Regions from separate parts of the Homo sapiens genome. Here region 1 is linked to region 2. A link is a contact called in ENCODE Hi-C or POLR2A ChIA-PET data. All regions are on one chromosome and are shown on one strand. Each heading gives the region's core, a stretch centred on a gene start or an enhancer-like site at or near the end of the contact. The rest is flanking DNA. Distances are from core to core; before and after follow the strand shown. Region 1 overlaps PML (PML nuclear body scaffold). Region 2 holds the start of LINC02255 (long intergenic non-protein coding RNA 2255).

Evidence for each region. A loop is a pair of places that touch in the nucleus more often than their neighbours do. ChIA-PET counts read pairs that join two places held with the same protein, here RNA polymerase II (POLR2A). Pooled maps may share reads with other maps.
Region 1: POLR2A ChIA-PET joins it to region 2 with 16 read pairs in BJ. The contact joins the enhancer-like site here to the promoter of LINC02255 in region 2. A Hi-C loop is called at or near these places in 1 of 168 maps with a recorded cell type or tissue (PC-9) and 6 of 50 pooled maps. POLR2A ChIA-PET finds 5 or more read pairs at or near these places in 1 of 52 experiments (BJ).

What each region holds. Positions count from the first base shown.
Region 1 is chr15:74,047,757-74,053,447 of GRCh38, reverse strand. It overlaps PML (PML nuclear body scaffold), which reads right to left. Exons shown (of 9, transcript NM_033238.3): 9 at 5,621-5,691. Among named protein-coding and RNA genes, the nearest start is that of GOLGA6A, 32 kb to the left of the region's middle. RefSeq lists an enhancer at 4,961-5,170. Within about 2 kb of position 1,852, at least 20 of the 41 ENCODE cell types and tissues checked have a DNase peak (open chromatin) inside an H3K27ac peak, as active enhancers do; they include PC-9, where a contact is called at or near this core.
Region 2 is chr15:74,375,955-74,381,764 of GRCh38, reverse strand. LINC02255 (long intergenic non-protein coding RNA 2255) reads right to left here and starts at 2,683. Exons shown (of 4, transcript NR_146881.1): 1 at 2,584-2,683; 2 at 114-196. RefSeq lists enhancers at 2,351-2,660, 2,786-3,286.

The DNA.
Region 1 (5,691 bases), core at 603-3,102, 330 kb after region 2:
GCGGGGGGGGCAGCCTGCTTTTATTCTCTTACCTGGCCCTACCCACATCCTGCTGATTGGTCCATTTTACAGAGAGCTGATTGGTCCGTTTTGACAGGGTGCTGATTGGTGTGTTTACAATCCCTGAGCTAGACACAAAAGTTCTCTATGTCCCCACTAGATTAGCTAGATACAGAGTGTGGATTGGTGTATTTACAAACCCTGAGCTAGACACAGAGTGCTGATTGGTGCATTTACAAACCTTGAGCTAGATACAGAGTGCCGATTGGTGCATTCACAATCCCTTAGCTAGACATAAAGGTTCTCCAAGCCCCCACCAGAGTAACTAGATACAGAGTGCCCATTGGTGCATTCACAAACCCTGAGCTAGACACAGCGTGCTGATTGGTGTGTTTACAAACCTTGAGCTAGAGACAGGGTGCTGATTGGTGTATTTACAATCCCTTAGCTAGACATAAAGATTCTCCAAGTCCCCACCAGACTTAGGAGCCCAGCTGGCTTCACCCAGTGGATCCCGCACGGGGGCCGCAGGTGGAGCTGCCTGCCAGTCCCGCGCCGTGCGCAGGCACTCCTCAGCCCTTGGGTGGTCGATGGGACTGGGTGCCATGGAGCAGGGGGTGGCGCTCGTCCTGGAGGCTCCGGCCGCACAGGAGCCCATAGCGGGGCGGTGGGGGGAGGCTCAGGCGTGGAGGGCTGCAGGTCCAGATCCCTGCCCCGCGGGGAGGCAGCTAAGGCCTGGCGAGAAGTCGAGCACAGCAGCTGCTGGCCCAGGTGCTAAGCCCCTCACTTGCGGGGGGCTGGCGGGGCCCGCTGGCCGCTCCCAGTGCTGGGCCTGCGGACCATGCCCACCCGGAACTCGCGCTGGCCCACAAGCGCCGCGCGCAGCCCCGGTTCCTGCCTGCGCCTCTCCCTCCACACCTCCCCGCAAGCTGAGGGAGCCGGCTCTGGCCTCGGCCAGCCCAGGAAGGGGCTCCCACCATGCAGTGGCGGGCTGAAGGGCTCCTCAAGTGCCGCCAAAGTGGGAGCCAAGGCAGGGGAGGCCCGAGAGCGAGCCAGGGCTGCCAGCAGGCTGTCACCTCTCAGTAGGATTGTGAAGCATACAGCTGGAGCTTCCCAGGTGACATTCCCCACATCTGTCTTTCCCCTAACACTTTAGGGTAGTGGGGAAGCAAGAGAGCTTAAGCTTACTAAGCTCCTACCGTGTACTGGCCAGAGTGGGCACTTTTCTTTCCAGCCTTGCAATTGATGGGAAATAGGTGATTGTACAAATAGGATACAGGATCAGAGTGGGCTGGCGATGTGCTCACAGTCTCTCAGCTGAAACTGGAATCCAGGAGTCTTTGACTCTAAAGCTAGTGCTCGTTTTGGGTCTCCAGCTTAAGCAATAGTTGCAAAATGCAAAGAGCACCATGAAAATCTAATATTGATCCATGTAAGACTGTATTGCAAACAGAAACATGGAGTGACTTCGTGGGGGGTGACGGCGAGATGGGGAGATTATCTCAGGTCTATGTAACCTGGGAAGTCTCCGAGAAAAATGAATGAAGCATGACTAAGTGCAATTTGTCTGATAAACAAAATCTGTCAGAACGTGGGGCTTTGTGGGTCCTGAGTGAAGGTGAACCCATAGTGCTGGATATTTGCTAAGGTGTTCTTTATAAAATCACTCAGGGCCTCAGTGCCTCCACCTTCTTCATGACCCTAGGTCCACTTGCCTCGGCCTCCCAAAGTGCTGGGATTACAGGCATGAGCCACTGCGCCCAGCTGGTTGGTCTGACTTACTGTGCAATCAATCCACCCTGGGGTCGGCCAGGGCTTTAAGGCTCTAGAACTGTAGGAGATAGTCAGTGCTCCTGAATTCCACCCCCAGGCCTTCTGCACTCAGTCTGAGAGGAATGATTTCAGGAAATCAGACAAGCAACACAGGATTTCACAATATCTCATACTTGTCTGACTGGCTAGCATTTTGGAAAATTTCTGCGGTTAGCTAGCTAGCTTTTGTAATGTGCTTGGCTATCAAGTTTGGGATATTTATAATATTTATAAACTGAATTTAGCACAGTCCAGGCAGCTGGTCTTAGTTTAAGGAAGTTCCTTGAGCCAAGAATGAAGGAATTTTCCCCTCACTTGACAGCAAATGCATTTTGTAAGGGTGAACAGAGACGTCCAAACTTCCTGTTTTTTGTTTTTGTTTGTTTGGTTGTTTCATTTTGTTTTTGTTTGTTTGCTTTTAGTATGGGGAGAATCTGTTGAAATTCTAGACTCTTCTCTCAACAGAGTCTCCACAGGTATTTGCTTTATTCAGGTCCAGCGGGTCTGGAGCTGACATCTGGATTCAGAGACAAAAATAAGTGACGGTACTGGCCCCATTCCTCCCCTAGCCCCAGGCTCAGCCTGTGCCTGTGCCTGGGACCAGGACCAAGGCCACTACAGGCGAGTGTGTTCTCAGAAACCTGGATCTCCATTCCCTTCCATCTCCCTCCATCTGGCCCACCTAGTCTCCACCCACATAGAGGTGCAGCCCGCATCCCACCCACTCCTTCCCGTGACCACTTCTTACCTACATTGTAACGGGGTGGGGCCTTACCCTAAATCATGCATTCTCAACAGAGGCATTATCACCCCACAGAGGATGAAAAGGCAGGGGAGGAAGGGCAGTTGACCATCTTGGCTATTACCATGGTTTCTGACCCTCCAAAGGCTCACAGTCCATACATATGTCCATGTAAGGAAGAAGTAAAACCATCTCTATTCGCAGATGATGCGATCTTGTATCTAGAAAATCCTATGGAATGTACAGTGTATCTATGGTATTAAAATTTCATACAGGGAGGCACAATTGGGAAAAGATGCTAAAAATGCTCCTTAAGAGGACAATAATAATAATTATAAAAAGGTCCAGAAACACTGCCCTAAATGAAAAAATTAAAATGAAAGTTCAAGCACAGGGATGAGAAGGTGGGGGTAGCTTCCAGAGACCTGCCTTCTGCATCACCTGAGACTGACAACTCAGGAGAGCACAGAAAGGAGAGAAGGAGAGACCAGGCAGCCTGTCCCCCAACACGTGGCCATGCGCTCCATGATGTAGGCCACAGATGGTGCCAGTCTAGACACAGGCTCCCCGCAGGCAAATCCCAGCTCTGCCACATACAAGTTTAATGACCCTGACGAGGTACTCAGCCTTGCTGCCCTGCTGTGCTCCTCTGTAGGAGGAAGATGGGCTGTAACCACATAGGACAGTTGGGAAGATTAAAGGTTACTTGTGCTAAATGGTGAAATCGTGTCTGGTACCCAGTTGTCTTACCTGGTTGTCCCATGCTCTCCCTCCTGGGCAGGATTGCCCACTCCTCAGTCCCTCCAATCCGATTGGTGTACATTGACCTTGTTGGAGTTGTGAGCTCAGGCAGAGCCCCTGCCAGGTGCTTCTAGAAGAGGATTTGGGGGAAAAGGCAGATTGAACTTGGGGTGCCTATTAGGGGGTCGAGAAGCTCCTGCCCATCTGTTCACAGTTCCATGGACTTTTCAGTTACTAAAGTCACAAAGACTTGTGGCCTGAAGAGTGACTTTAACTCCATTTCTAACTAAATTCCTAACTCACCCCAATTCTAACTCAATTCCTAATTCCTAAGGTTTATTCTCAACCTTAAGCACCAAATGTGCCCCTCCATCTGATCTAATCCCAAATCCTAACCTGGGGCCTCCCCTGAACTTTAGCTCTAACCCTCACCCCGATTCTAAGCCCACCCCATCCTTACCCCAGTTCTAACTTGGGCCCTATCCTTAGCTGTGGAGCTCACCCTAAGTCCACTGGTAACCCAGTATTTCCCCAAATTAACAGGCCATTCACTTCCACAGTCATAAGTTTTCCTCTACCTGTGTCCCTTCCGAGTGTGGAGTTACTTACTATTTGTCCTAAGTGGATCTTTAAAGAATTCCACTTCAGCATCATTCTGAGCAACTAGATCCCAGAAATCACAATTTTTTTTTTTTTTTGAGATGGTGTCTCACTCTGTTGCCCAGGCTGGAGTGCAGTGGCACAATCTCAGCTCACTGCAGCCTCTGCCTCCCGGGTTCAAACAATTCTCCTGCCTCAGCCTCCCGAGTAGCTGGGCCTACAGGTGCACACCACCACACCCGGTTAATTTTTTGTATTTTTAGTAGAGAGAGGGTTTCACTGTGTTAGCCAGGATGATCTTGATCTCCTGACCTCATGATCCACCTGCCTTGGCCTCCCAAAGTGCTGGGATTACAGGCGTGAGCCATCACACCTGGCCAGAAATCAGACTTTCGATGAGCTGGTTGTATTGTTTCTTTTTTTCTTTTTCCTTTTTTTTTTTTTTTTTTTTTGAGACGGAATTTCACTCTTGTCATCTAGGCTGGAGTGCAGTGGCACAATCGCGGCTCACTGCAACCTCCTCTTCCCAGGTTCAAGCAATTCTCCTGCTTCAGAGCTTCCCGAATAGCTGGGATTGCAGGCACGGGCCACCACACCCAGCAAATTTTTGTATTTTTAGTAGAGACAGGTTTCACCATGTTGGCCAGGCTGGTCTCGAACTCCTGACCTCAAGTGAACCACCCGCGTCGGCCTCCCAAAGTGAGTGCTGGGATTACAGGTGTGAGCCACCGCGCATGGCCTGGTTGTATTGTTTCTAACAGATGTTAAACTAAATATAAAAGGTTTAACATTTTAAAAAAATGTTTCTCCACGTGCCTCGTATCTACAGTTATCTCCCATACCACAGGAAGCACGCATAGCACTTTAGAAAGGACTGAGCTGCCTGAGCTTAAACCACCAGCACCACCAGCACTACCGTGGCCCATGCCCGTTGCCAGGCACCGGGTGGCGGGGGGGGGGGGGGGGAGGGGGGGTGCGCTGCAGCGCCCTCTGCTGGCAGAGTCCGGGAGCAGCCCTAGCTCAGCTCCCCTTCTCGCCAGGCAGGGTTCCCTGTGTCCTACCCCCTTTGACTTGACATTTGGTGCATTCCAGCCCGGGTGGTATGCACACTAGCCATGGAGTTTCCTTAATTGTGAGGAGTGAGGAAAGATGAGAAGGGAGCCCCTTACTCTAGGCTTAGGTGCTGGAGGCACCTGGGGTGTGAGGCGGAGACAAGGCTGAGGTCAGAGGAGGAGATGGGGCCTGCTGGCAGGGCTAGGCTGAGGGTGAGACTCTGAGGCATGGAGAGTGGTCAGGGTTGGGGCCAGGAGTCAGAGTGAGGCTGGGATAGGGAGAATGGTGGACATGGGCAGGGAGAAGGGTGGACATGGGCCAGGACAAGGGGAAGTAGAGGGTGGGAAAACAGCCTGACCAGGCTCTGTGACAGCTGCTGGAGCTAAGAGCCAGGTTGGGGTTAGGGGCAAAGCAGATTTTTAAATGACTTCAGGCCTCAGAAGGAGACCCTGGAGCAGGGCTTCGCTGAGCTGCCACATAGAAAGCTTGTTGTCTACTCCGGGCCCCAGTGAGTGAAATGTCCCATCTGGGTGTGCTGGGAGCACAGTGCCACCTCCTGTCCAGCCCCTCCATGGTTGACCCCTTGATCTTGGCTCCTTCAGACCCCAGGACCCCCACAATTGTTTGTTCATCCCAGATCTTGTTCTTTACTACCCTGAAGACAAGCCCATGTTTTTTTGTTTTTTTCTAAGATCTAAAATGTGTTTATTTTCCTATAATTCATAAAGCACTTTATAAAGCAG
Region 2 (5,810 bases), core at 1,434-3,933:
TCCTGGGGTTGGAAGTCAGGTCAGACCCCTGGGAGTCCAGTCCTGATCTCCTGTGGTGAGAGAGGCCTGGAGTCTGGCAAGAGAACTCTGCCGGGCATAGCTCCATGACTTACCAGTCCCAGCAGAGACATGGGAGCGGTGGGGGAGCCAGAGACAGACCTCTCAGCACCCCTGGGACAGGAGGGGCTCTCAGTCTCTGCAGGAAAGAAAGCAAGACATTCCATAGGCACCATAGGCACCAAGACATTCCAAAGGCACAACATTGATCAGAGACTTAAGACTATCCTGAAGGCTCTCCACTCATCTCAGGAGAAATTTCCCAGGCCTTAGTTGAGCATTGAAGGTCTTAAGGACTTAAGGACCTGGCTCCTGTGCCCCTTTCTGCTTTGTTTTACCCCTCCCTTCTGTCCTCTATCGGCCACTCTGAATTCCTTGGCAACCAGACTATTCACAGGCAACTCTAGGAGAGAGATACTATTAAGACAACGATGCACAGAGAGGTTGAGCAGCTTGCTTAAGGCCACACAGTCAGTGAGTGGAGGAGCAGGGGATGGAATGCACTGGAGCCCTGCCCCTAACCTCCACGCTATGCTGCTCTCAGGACACATGGGAGGGGGCGGGTTTAGGCGGGGAGAGCAGGGAGGGGCCTTTTCAGAATTTAGGGGACAGAGGATGGTGGCCTGATGGGCAGGGCTCGGGGTCTGGGAAGAGAGGGGTGGGGTTTGGAGACACTTGGAAGAAGGAGCAGGGGGAGCAGCAGTTTGACGCTTTGAAGACTGGATGAAAGGGGCCTGGGGTGAGGGGCAGGGGCAGAGGAAGCTGGTGGGGTTGGATTTGGGTGTGGCATGGGTGTGGGCCTGGGGGCCACCCAGATGGTCGAGTTGTGGGAGGTGGGATGCTGGGGCTCAGGAGTGGAGCCCCTTGGGATTGCCAGCTCTGTGCCTAGGACTGAGTGTGGGCACCTGGCGGGAGGTGGTATGTACAGTGAGAAGTCCCAGGGAGCCTCCACATCAGGGCTGTCTCAGAAACTGGTGGGGCTAAGGAACCAGGCGAGGTTTAGGGGAGCTGGACACCTGTCCAGGAGAGGACCAGTAGGGGGGACAGTATCCATTGGCACACCCAGGGCAGAGGGAGTAGTAGCCCCAGAGACTTGAGATGGGACCTGTGGGTAGAAAAAAAAGAGGAGGTGGGGCGTGATGACTCATGCCTGTAATCTCAGCACTTTGGGAGGCCGAGGTGGGTGGATCATGAAGTCAGGAGTTCAAGACCAGCCTGGCCAACATGGTGAAACCCTGTCTCTACTAAAAAAATAGGCTGGCTGTGGTGGCTCGTGCCTGTAATCCCAGCACTTTGGGAGGCCGAGGTGGGTGGATCATGAGGTCAGGAGTACAAGACCAGCCTGGCCAACATGGTGAAACCCCGTCTCTACTAAAAATATAGGCTGGGCGTGGTGGCTAGTGCCTGTAATCCCAGCACTTTGGGAGGCCGAGGTAGGTGGATCACTTGAAGTCAGGAGTTTGACACCAGCCTGGGCAACAGGGTGAAACCCCATCTCTACTAAAAAATACAAAATTTAGTTGGTCGTGGTGGTGGGCACCTGTAATCCCAGCTACTGGTGAGGTGAGGCAGGAGAATTGCTTGAACCTGGGAGGCGGAGGTTGCAGTGAGCCAAGATTGTGCCATTGCACTCCAACCTGGGCAAAGAAGCGAGACTCCGTCTCAAAAAAAAAAAAAAAAAAATATTAGCCGGATGTGGTGGCGGGCACCTGTAATCCCAGCTACTTGGCAGGCTGAGGCAGAGAATCGCTTGAACCTGGGAGGCGGAGGTTACAGTGAGCCGAGATCGCACCACTGCACTCCAGCCTGGGCGACAGAGCAAGACTCCATCTCAAAAAAAAGAAAAAGAAAAAGAAAACGGAAAAAAATTGCACAGAGGAGGCTGGATGTGGTAGGTCATGCCTGTAATCCCAGAACTTTGGGAAGCTGAGGCGGGTGGATCACCTGAGGTCAGGAGTTCGAGACCAGCCTGGCCAACATGGCGAAACCCTGTCTCTACTAAAAACACGAAAATTAGCCAGGTGTGGTAGTGTGTGCCTATAGTCCCAGCTACTCAGGAGGCTGAGGTGGGAGAAACTCTTGAACCCGGGAGCCAGAGGCTGCAGTTAGTCGAGATCATGCCACTGCACTCCAGCCTGGGCAACAGAGTAAGACTCTGTTTCAAAAAAACAAAACAAAACAACAACAACAACAAAATCTCCAAACAACAACAAAAAAGAAATTGCACAGAGGGAAGCTTATCTTGATGGAAGAAAAGCTTTCTCATTAATGGAGTACCCAAATGTCACAGAGGCTTGGGGTACTAATCCCAGTCACAGGAGGCATCAGAGGCAGGGCTGGATGGCTGCTCTGCAGGGTGAGGGCTGTTGCTAAGGGAGCTTCAGTGGTGGTGATGGACATGAGGCCGGGGAACCTGTACCTAGTGGAAGGACCATTGCTTTCTAAACTTAAACAGCCCCTTTCCTGGGGAACAAGCTCTAACTCATGCTGTGAAACCACGACCCGCCCCGGCATTCTAAGACTCACCTGCTGTGTAGACGGAGGCCTTCTGCATCACCAGAAGGAGTCCCTCTCCCCTCCCCCATGTCGCAAGCTCATCATCTTGAGGGACTTTCCCTGTCTCTCTTCATCCCACACCCACCCCAGGGCAGGCCTTTGAACCAAGGTTTCCTTCCTGGTCTGGCATGAAAGGAAGCCAGGAGGGAGACGTCAGCAGCAGCCACGGGCACTCCCACTCCATTCCAGCTGGCCTGGGGGCTGCGGTTGACAGGCTGGCCCCAGGGAGGGGTTCCTGAGATGTTTCCTTACATGCGTAACTGGAATTGCACAGCTTGGTAATTAGGAGAGGCAGCAAAGTGTTCTATAAATGACTGTAATTATGGCCAACATGGCGAAACCCGTCTCTACTAAAAAATACAAAAAAATTAGCCAGGCATGGCGGCAGGTCCCCCTGTAATCCCAGCTACTTAGGAGGCTGAGGTAGGAGAATCGCTTGAACCCAGGAGGTGGAGGTTGCAGTGAGCCAAGATCAAGTCACTGCACTCCAGCCTGGGCGATAAGAACGAAACTCTGTCTCAAAAAAAAAAAAAAAAAAAAGGCTGTAATTATAGTTACTTTCTGAAGCCAAACCAGAATTTCCAGGATCACCTGGGGGAACCGGGTGAAGGGGAGAGGAGGAGGGAGGGGAAGATCTGGTTGTGAAGTGTCAGTTGTGGGCCAGACTTCCTCCATGAGCTATATACATGTTCACAAGGCCCCTCTGCAGACTTCTTGGGGGTCTAGATCACCAGCGGGCCTGGAACCCATCTGGTTCGGACCCCAATTTGACAGAGGCGAGAAGCCTAGAGAATGGAGTGGACTTGGTCCAAGTGACAGAGGCATCAGCAGCAGAACCTGGGCTGGAACCCAGCCATCCCATCAGCCAGACTGAGACACACATTTTTAGTTTTTGGACCACGCCAAACACTTTGTTTTCTCCTGGTCTTTCCCCAGTGTCCTCTCTAGCCTGGCACTCTCTCCTTACCCTTTTCTGGGATATATTTACCCTCCCCTTTGTTCTCTATAATGCTGCCTCCTCCAAGAAGCCTTCCCTGAACCCCTGCACAGAGTGTCTCCTCTGGTTCTCCGTGGCCCCCATGCATCCCTCTGTCCCCCCACAGACCGGCCCACCCTGGGTAGACCTGTCGCCTTCAGAGAGCAGGGACCACACTCAATTCCCAGTGATGGGCCTGCAGCCAGCTGGTACCGGCTCATAGGTGCTGGTGGCCACATTTTCAGAATTTTGCGAACGAGTTGTTAAGCACAGTCATTGTCGGTACTTAAATTATATAACCTTAAATACATTTTGTTAAAAAAGGAAATACCCACTAGCAACTCATCATTTCCTAATTATTTTACTATATGTTACCATTATTCATGCTCGTAAGGTAATTTGTGTCTATTGCACCTGGTGGTGCACACACTTTGTGATGTTGTGAACCAGCTCCACGCTCAGTGACAAAATACTGCTGGCTTTATATCTGCCAGGGTAGGAATATTTGCACCACAGAAATAGGCAAAGACTACAAATCAGGGCCCCTCACCCCAGTCCAGAGACCTGGTTGTTAAACACTGTTCAGCTCACCCCTGAATTTGCCTCTGACTTTCTGGCCCTGACAGCAGGCTTCGCACCTGGCAGATTTGGCAGGTGCTCAGTGAGGAAGGGCCACCGCGCAGGAGGAGAGAGGATGCAGGCTTAACCATGGGAGGAGGGACTGCCTGCTTCTGCCCCCAGTGCTGGCTCTGGCCTCTGCCCCATTTTCTGACCCCTACCCAGGGCTCTCACAGGGGTGTAGGTAAGCCCTGTGGCAGGGGCCTGCATCTTGGATTTGGGCGAAGCCTCTTTCCCAGGCCAGGGCTGAGGGGCCCCAGAGAGTCAGGCAGGTGTAGGTGGCCTTGGCAGGGCTCACAGAGAGCTGGGCCTGGAGGGGTTCCTGGCTCTTCCTCTTCCAAATTGTACATGGCAGTGTGCCACCTTCCTGCACCCCTCCCAGCCTGGCCACAGCAGGTGGAGTGGGTGGAAAGGCCGTGGGGCTGGGAGGCTTCAGAGAGGCATTTAGTGGGTTTTGGCATTTTGCAATGCACAGGTCAGATTTTGGGCTAAGGGTGTTTGCAGGGATGTGTTGGAGTTAAAGGTCACAACACACCTATAAAAACTGGAAATGGTCAATTATTGTCAGTGTCAAGAAGAAAAATTGCCCCTTTGTTGCCCTTTCACTACAGCAGAGTGCTACTTCAAACAAACCAATACGCAAATGCCAGCCCACAGGTGTGTTCTGGGAGGGATCTATCTAAGAATGATCTGGCCCTAAGTATCAATAGTGCTGAGGCTGAGAAACCCTGCCCCAGAAAGATGTTCTCACACACACCCAATTTTAGGGGACCCTTCAGTCCCGAGTAAAGAACCCCTGGTCTCTGCAACCTTAGTTTACAGAAGAGAAACTAACCAAGAGCTGAGGTGGGGGTGGTAAAGAGTGTGCTCAAGATCACCCAGCAAGTCCCCCTTGTGCACTCAGCAAGGTGCCTGCCCACAGTAGCGGCTCAGTAAATGTTAAATTGGGAAGAAAATCAGGAAAGGATTAGGCTCTGGCCTGAAACTCTTCTCAAGGTTGCCCTGGAAAGGATCCCACCAGCATCCCCTTGATCCTTGTTGGACTCCAGCTTCTTGGCAGCAGTTGCTGCTGCTGATTGGCATCTTCTTGACTGACATGAGGAGGCCCGATCCTGGCTGATGGTGGAGGCAGGCAAGGCTGCCTATAAGGTAAGGAAGAGAGTGGGTCAAGGTCAATTTCACACATCTAAGCCAGAGGGGACACAGTGGTTACAAGGGTTCACCATGGTGGCAGGCACCCAGGGTATTGGAGAGCTGGGCCACCCATGGTGATGGGTGGGCTAGGACAGGTTCCTGCAAGGTGTGTGGGGTTTATGTGCAGGTTGAGCTCAGATTTTCTGACCCTACCTGCCTGATGACCCAAGGTCCTTAATTAGCTAGATGCTCCTGTCTGGTGCCTGCTTCTGGAACTGGCCTTAAAGAGCCCACAAGGGTAATATCTGTGGGGGCCTCAGCTGCCACCTCTGCTCGCCATCCTTCCCTCCCTCTTCAACGGAAGCAAAATTGCATAGGTTTATGAATGTCAGATTTATAGCTCTACTTCAGGGTTCATATCCCAGATTTGCTTCTTATTGGCTGTGTGACCTTAGGCAAGTTATTCAAC